2 separate regions of the Homo sapiens genome follow, and region 2 is linked to region 1. Evidence: chromatin contacts called from ENCODE Hi-C or POLR2A ChIA-PET data. All regions are on one chromosome and are shown on one strand. The core of a region is the stretch at or near the end of the contact, and the rest is flanking DNA. Distances in the headings are between cores, read along the strand shown. Region 1 holds the start of PCYOX1 (prenylcysteine oxidase 1). Region 2 holds the start of ADD2 (adducin 2).

Evidence for each region. Hi-C counts contacts between places; a loop is a spot of excess contacts on that map. ChIA-PET counts read pairs that join two places held with the same protein, here RNA polymerase II (POLR2A). Pooled maps may share reads with other maps.
Region 2: a loop to region 1 is called in a pooled map, with 2.6 times the contacts of the local background. The contact joins the promoter of ADD2 here to the promoter of PCYOX1 in region 1. A Hi-C loop is called at or near these places in 2 of 50 pooled maps. POLR2A ChIA-PET finds 5 or more read pairs at or near these places in 2 of 52 experiments (HEK293 and WTC11).

Annotation. Positions count from the first base shown.
Region 1 is chr2:70,256,725-70,259,605 of GRCh38, forward strand. It overlaps PCYOX1 (prenylcysteine oxidase 1), which reads left to right and starts at 1,413. Exons shown (of 6, transcript NM_016297.4): 1 at 1,413-1,552; 2 at 2,636-2,842. The coding sequence starts at 1,441. RefSeq lists silencers at 1,269-1,398, 1,669-1,778.
Region 2 is chr2:70,766,787-70,769,667 of GRCh38, forward strand. ADD2 (adducin 2) reads right to left here and starts at 1,414. Exons shown (of 16, transcript NM_001617.4): 1 at 1,100-1,414. RefSeq lists enhancers at 549-1,114, 1,115-1,680, 2,090-2,654.

The DNA.
Region 1 (2,881 bases), core at 163-2,662:
TCCCAGCACTTTGTGAGGCCGAGGCGGGTGGATCATGAGGTCAGGAGATCGAGACCATCCTGGCTGACACACTGAAACCTCGTCTCTACTAAAAATACACAAAATTAGCCAGGCACGGTGGCGGGTGCCTGTAGTCCCAGCTACAGGCTGAGGCAGAAGAATTGCTTGAACCCGGGACGTAGAGTTTGCAGTGAGCTGAGATCGCACCACTGCACTCCAGACTGGGCAACAGAGCGAGACTCCGTCTCAAAAAAAAAAAAAAAAAGTAAGTGTTCAGAGTAATACTTTTCTACATTATACTGAGAGAAATTATAAATTATAAAGTATATCAAATTATATTATTTTACTAATTTTACTTTTATGTAATAAAATGCAATATATTTAAAAATTGTTAAAAAAATAAAATTTATGTCCTGCTTTTAGGCAAATGGGGAAGGCGGAGAACTTTCCACCCACGTATCTACATCGTATCTACATCTTCTCAATTGTCTTCGGCTTGAAATAATCCTTAGGCTAAAGAGGCGTATTTTGGGGTGGCACATTCTGGTGTCCTTACAGGTACACTACTTTTATTCATGTCTGTTACTACTATTACACCCCCTTCACCTTGGGCCACCCCATCCTCAGTCTCCCTCATTTTTCTTTACAGTTAGCACCATTTACCCATTCACGGAGAACCTTACAGTTCTCGCAACAGGGTGATCACTCAGTAAGTACTGTTGTCCCTTTGGTCTGTTTCTGGCAGCGATTAGCTGTGCGCATTCTTTGAGAGGAGCGACGGAGGGAACAGAAGAGGGTACTAGTGAAGAACTAAGGTGCTTCACCCAAATAGATAGGGAAGGAGGAGGAGAGCTGAGGCGAGCCTCAGCTTCTGCCTTTTTTTTTTTTTTTTTTTTTTTGAGACGGAGTCTGGCTCTGTCTCCCAGGCTGGAGTGCAGTGGCGCAATCTCGGCTCACTGCAAGCTCCGCCTCCCGGGTTCACGCCATTCTCCTGCCTCAGCCTCCCGAGTAGCTGGGACTACAGGCGCCCGCCACTATGCCGAGCTAAATTTTTGTATTTTTAGTAGAGACGGGGTTTCACCGTGTTAGCCAGGATGGTCTCGATCTCCTGACCTCATGATCCACCCACCTCGGCCTCCCAAAGTGCTGGGATTACAGGCTTGAGCCACCGCGCCCGGCCAGCTTCTGCCTTCGATGTCTTCTGAAGGAGGGTGGGCTTCGAGGCGGCAGGATGTGCTTAGGGCACTGAGTGGCCCAGAGTGGGGAGCTCCTGCAGGGTTGAGAGGACCGGCGGGGCGAGGTCGGGGCGGGGCTCGCAGGACCTGGGCGGGGCTCGCAGGGGCTGGGCGGCCTGGGGGCGGGGCTGGGCGGAGCGCGCAGCCGCGCAGCGGTGGGAGGACTGCGGGGCTCTTGAGGCCAGCTGCAGAGCTTGTGGAGGCCATGGGGCGCGTCGTCGCGGAGCTCGTCTCCTCGCTGCTGGGGTTGTGGCTGTTGCTGTGCAGCTGCGGATGCCCCGAGGGCGCCGAGCTGCGTGCTCCGCCAGATAAAATCGGTAGGCGAGAAGGGGGCGGCGCGGGAAGGTGCTGGAGCGCGCCCCGCGCCGGGCGGCCGCTGCGCAGTGCGCCCAGATCCCACAGCCGCGACGCAGTCCAGCGGTGCAGGCCGAGCCAGCTGCGCAGGTCGCGCTTTCCCCCATTCACACTTCAGGGCGGCTTTCAGCTCTGGTCGGAATAGGACTGTGCATTCCCAGGCGTGGAGAGGTGCCCACTTGAGGAATGGGCGTGGACGGGGACAGGGGCGGGCGGGCAGGCAGGCGCCTAGCGTACCTGTAGCCCCTGTCTCTTAGGTGTGGGGCTCCGGGGAGGCCTAGGTTTCTCTATCTTCCCGTTGAACACTGACCGTGAAGACTCCAGTGTTCTGGCTTGACCTGGGGCGCCCGGCCAGATTAACAGGCTCACGCAGGCACAGCACAGGGAGGAGTGCAAACAAGTTGACCCTGCCTGCTTCCCTTGGGAGGCTGAACCGCCTTCCCCCAGCTCCGCTTTGCTGAGGTCGGCCTGCTCTCAGAGGCCCTTGGCTTGCACAGTTTCTCCGCCTAGGACTAACACAGCTGCAGAAAGAATCTGTTCTCTTTCCACTGTCAAGAGCTCCAGTGTCAGGAGCCTTGGCTCTTTGCTTCCTGTCTCCCTCCCGCCCCCCTTTAAAGTTGTGTTCTTCGGTATCATTAACCTATCTACATTGAATCTAGACACAACAAAGCTAGGCATAAATGGCCGTCACTTTATTAAAAATGCGTGCTGGAAAGGTCCACCTCTAATGTGCCCGTGAGTTGGGCATCTGGAAGGGTGTGCAGGCCCCTTGGTTCCTCCATAAAGACCTGTGAGAATCTTTGGGCATCTGGAAAAAAAATCGAGTTAATGTCAATATGTTAATTAATCTACTGCTTTTGTCTGGGAACAGTGTCTGTCCAGATTCAGGGAGTTAGACCTTCGCTGCAGGTGTCACTCTTCCCCCACCAAATTGTTGGTAATAGCTTTGAGTAACAACCTCTGCTATTGATGGTCTTTCAAAAACAAAACAACTCACAGAGCTGGTAAAAGGGGAAAATATAATCTTCTGTTTTTTTCCCTCATAGCGATTATTGGAGCCGGAATTGGTGGCACTTCAGCAGCCTATTACCTGCGGCAGAAATTTGGGAAAGATGTGAAGATAGACCTGTTTGAAAGAGAAGAGGTCGGGGGCCGCCTGGCTACCATGATGGTGCAGGGGCAAGAATACGAGGCAGGAGGTTCTGTCATCCATCCTTTAAATCTGCACATGAAACGTTTTGTCAAAGACCTGGGTATGTAATTTTGGTCTTGGAGCTCACCAGATTACTGTG
Region 2 (2,881 bases), core at 164-2,663, 510 kb after region 1:
TTCTATTATCGATAAAGCTCATCTGAGTCAGTTGAATCTTAGACGACAAACAGCAAGAGGGAAGAGTGGGTGTAAGGAAACAGATGGGTATTAATCATGTGTCAGAGATAAATGACAGTTTTTTAAAGAATTTGATAGGGTGTGGGCTGGAGCTTGCTTTTTTATTTTCTATTTCTATTTCCTATTTTCTATTTTTAGTTTTGGGCAAGAGATGGAGATTAGGGGTGAGAAAAGGAAGGAAGAGAAAAGGCAAGACAATAGGCCAGACCCGAGAGCCTGATCTGCATCCTAAAGCAGTCTGCCCCTCCCTCCCTTCCCCCCAACACCAGGTAGGCTGTGGTGTGATTTAAAAATAAGCAGACACCGACTCCCGCCTCCGGGACCGGGGATGGCCTCCGCCCCGGCTGCAGAAAGGGAGGGGAGGCAGGGAGAGGAGAGGGAAGATGGAAGAAACAGACTGGCAAGACCCCCTCGGGTACAGTGGGATTTTTCCCTCCAAAGTGGTGGAGCCGCATAAAATCAAAACCCACGAGGCCCGCTCACGTGCCGGTTGCCCCGATCTCAATGTAGGCGGCTGCCGACGCCGCACCTGCTCGGCCGGCCACTGCGGCTGAGCGCCGCGCAGCCAGCGATCGCGAGGCCCCGGGGGACGCGCCCAGCCCCGCCAAGCCCGCCTCGCACCGCTACCCCGGAGGGCGGCGGCCGAGCGGGAAGGAAAGAGAGGGGAGGGGAGGGAGGGGAGGGGAGGAGCGGCCCCGCCCGGCTAGGCGAGGCGAGGCTTGCCGCCCCTCCATTCGGACCCAAAAGAAAGCCCCACCTGTCAGGCGTTACGCTCCGGGCGAGGGTCCCACCATCCCCAAGCAGGGGCCAGTGCTTGCAGCCCCGATTTCCTAAGAGCCTCGGATGCTACATCATCACCAGAAACCTTTAGGCGCAAAACACACCGCTGCCGGCCAGGGCTGCAGCACCGACGCGCTCGGCAACAGACGCGCCCCACCTGGGCCAAGCGGCTCCCGCCCGGCCGAGGGATGCCAGGGTCTCCGCGCCAGGAGACCAGCGACCCCAGGCAGCCCACCAGGCCCGCTCCCCAGACCCTTACCTCCTGCGCGGCATCTTAGCTATCTCCGGTCGGCCACTGCGGGTTGGTTTTGTTATTTTATGGGTTTGGGGGGTGGGGTGCGCTTAAAAAATCCACCCAGCTAATCTGCAGGGCAGCGTTTTCTGCCCATGCTGCAGCCCGCGCTCGTCAGAGCTGCTGGGAGATCCCCCAGCAGTGCAGCGGCTCCGCGGCGGCGGGGATGACTGGCCACCGACGCCGCAGTTCCTTGACAAAAGGCTCGGGTTCCCGCTAGTCCCTCACAGCCCTGCCGTCAGAATTAAAGCCATTTCCCGCACGAGGCTGGGAGGAAATGAGAGCTCTCCTGGCCCTGCGCGCTGACAAAAGGCCGCTGCGCGGTGCCCACAGCGCCCCCTCCAGCAGGCCGCGCCGGCCGCCCGAGGGCCGCGGTGCTGCAGTGCCCCCGCCCGCAGCGCCCCCCACCGCCCCGCAGCGGCCTCGCCCCGCAGCACCCCCACTACCGCCCCGCAGCGCCCCCCTCCTCCCCGCAGCGCCCCCGCCCGCGCCGCCGCAGACCCCCCTAGCCAGGCTTCCAGCCCCCTTCCACCCCCGCCCCGCACCACTCACTACCCGGGATGGCCAGAGCTAAGCAGGGGAGTCTGTTACTAGGGAGAAAATCTGAAACAGAGCTCCCTTGGGGGAATGTATTCTCCCTGGAAGGAAGAAAGCAAAAGTCTTAGACTTGGAATATTTCTTTTCGTCTGGAAAGGACAGCTAGCCTTCGGAAGATAATTCTATTAGTGATTTTAATAGCAATTGTTTGACTGAATTCCAAACCAAAATTCTCCCTGTCCTGATTCTCACTCCTTTTCAACCAGGACAACATTTTTGTTGTGGCCCTGCCCTTGGGGGCTGTGGACCCAACGCTCTCCAACTCTCACTACATTCTCCTCTCACTCCTTTCCTTCCTCAGGTCTCCCGCCCCAGAAGGAACAGGTGTGTAGTGAGTGGGGAACTGGATAGGGAACCAGAATACTTCGGTTGCCGTCTCAGAGCTGCTCTTAACTAGCTGTGAGACCTTAATCAACCCACTTAACCTCTCTGGGCCTCGTTGTCTTCCTCTGTAAAATGACAGTGTACCTAAGGCACCTCCCATTTCCAATACTTTCAAGGCCTGGCCCTCAGAGAGTAGGGGTGTTAAGAGATAGCTCTGGACTTTTCACCCCCATAATCTCCACCAGTCCCCAAAACTCCCCTCAATCAACATCCTCTCCAAGGGCTTTTGAAAATGTGCTTGTGAAAATGTACAGCTTCCAGAAAAGCCTCTGGCCACTGATCTGAAACCTGATCATGGCCCCTCTGCCCTTCCAGGTTCTGGGGCACCACAGCCCTCAGACACCCCCACAAAAGTCACTGGCCCCCACCACAGTGCTGCTGTGGAACCAGAATCTCTGGAGGTAGGCTCAGGATTGGTAATTTTAACAAGCAGCCCTAGTGATTCCTTTGCACACTAACACTTTAGAAACACCACTCTGAGAGCTACTACTGATTTAGAAAAGAAAATGCTAACGACAACCCTAGATGCCAGGATAAACTTGTCTTTCTGCTTCAGCCCCCCTTCCAAGAAACATACATGCATACCTGGTCCCTGCACCCTCCTTCCACACTCAGAGCTTCTCACTCATTCTCATTCAGAATCACCGAGTCCACAAGACTTCTCCCCATTCTCCTGTCAAAACCTGCTAGAAGAATTACAACAGGCTCAGCCACACAAGATGAAACCCCTTCCCCTCCCCACCCCAGGACCTAGGTCTGTCTGGTCAA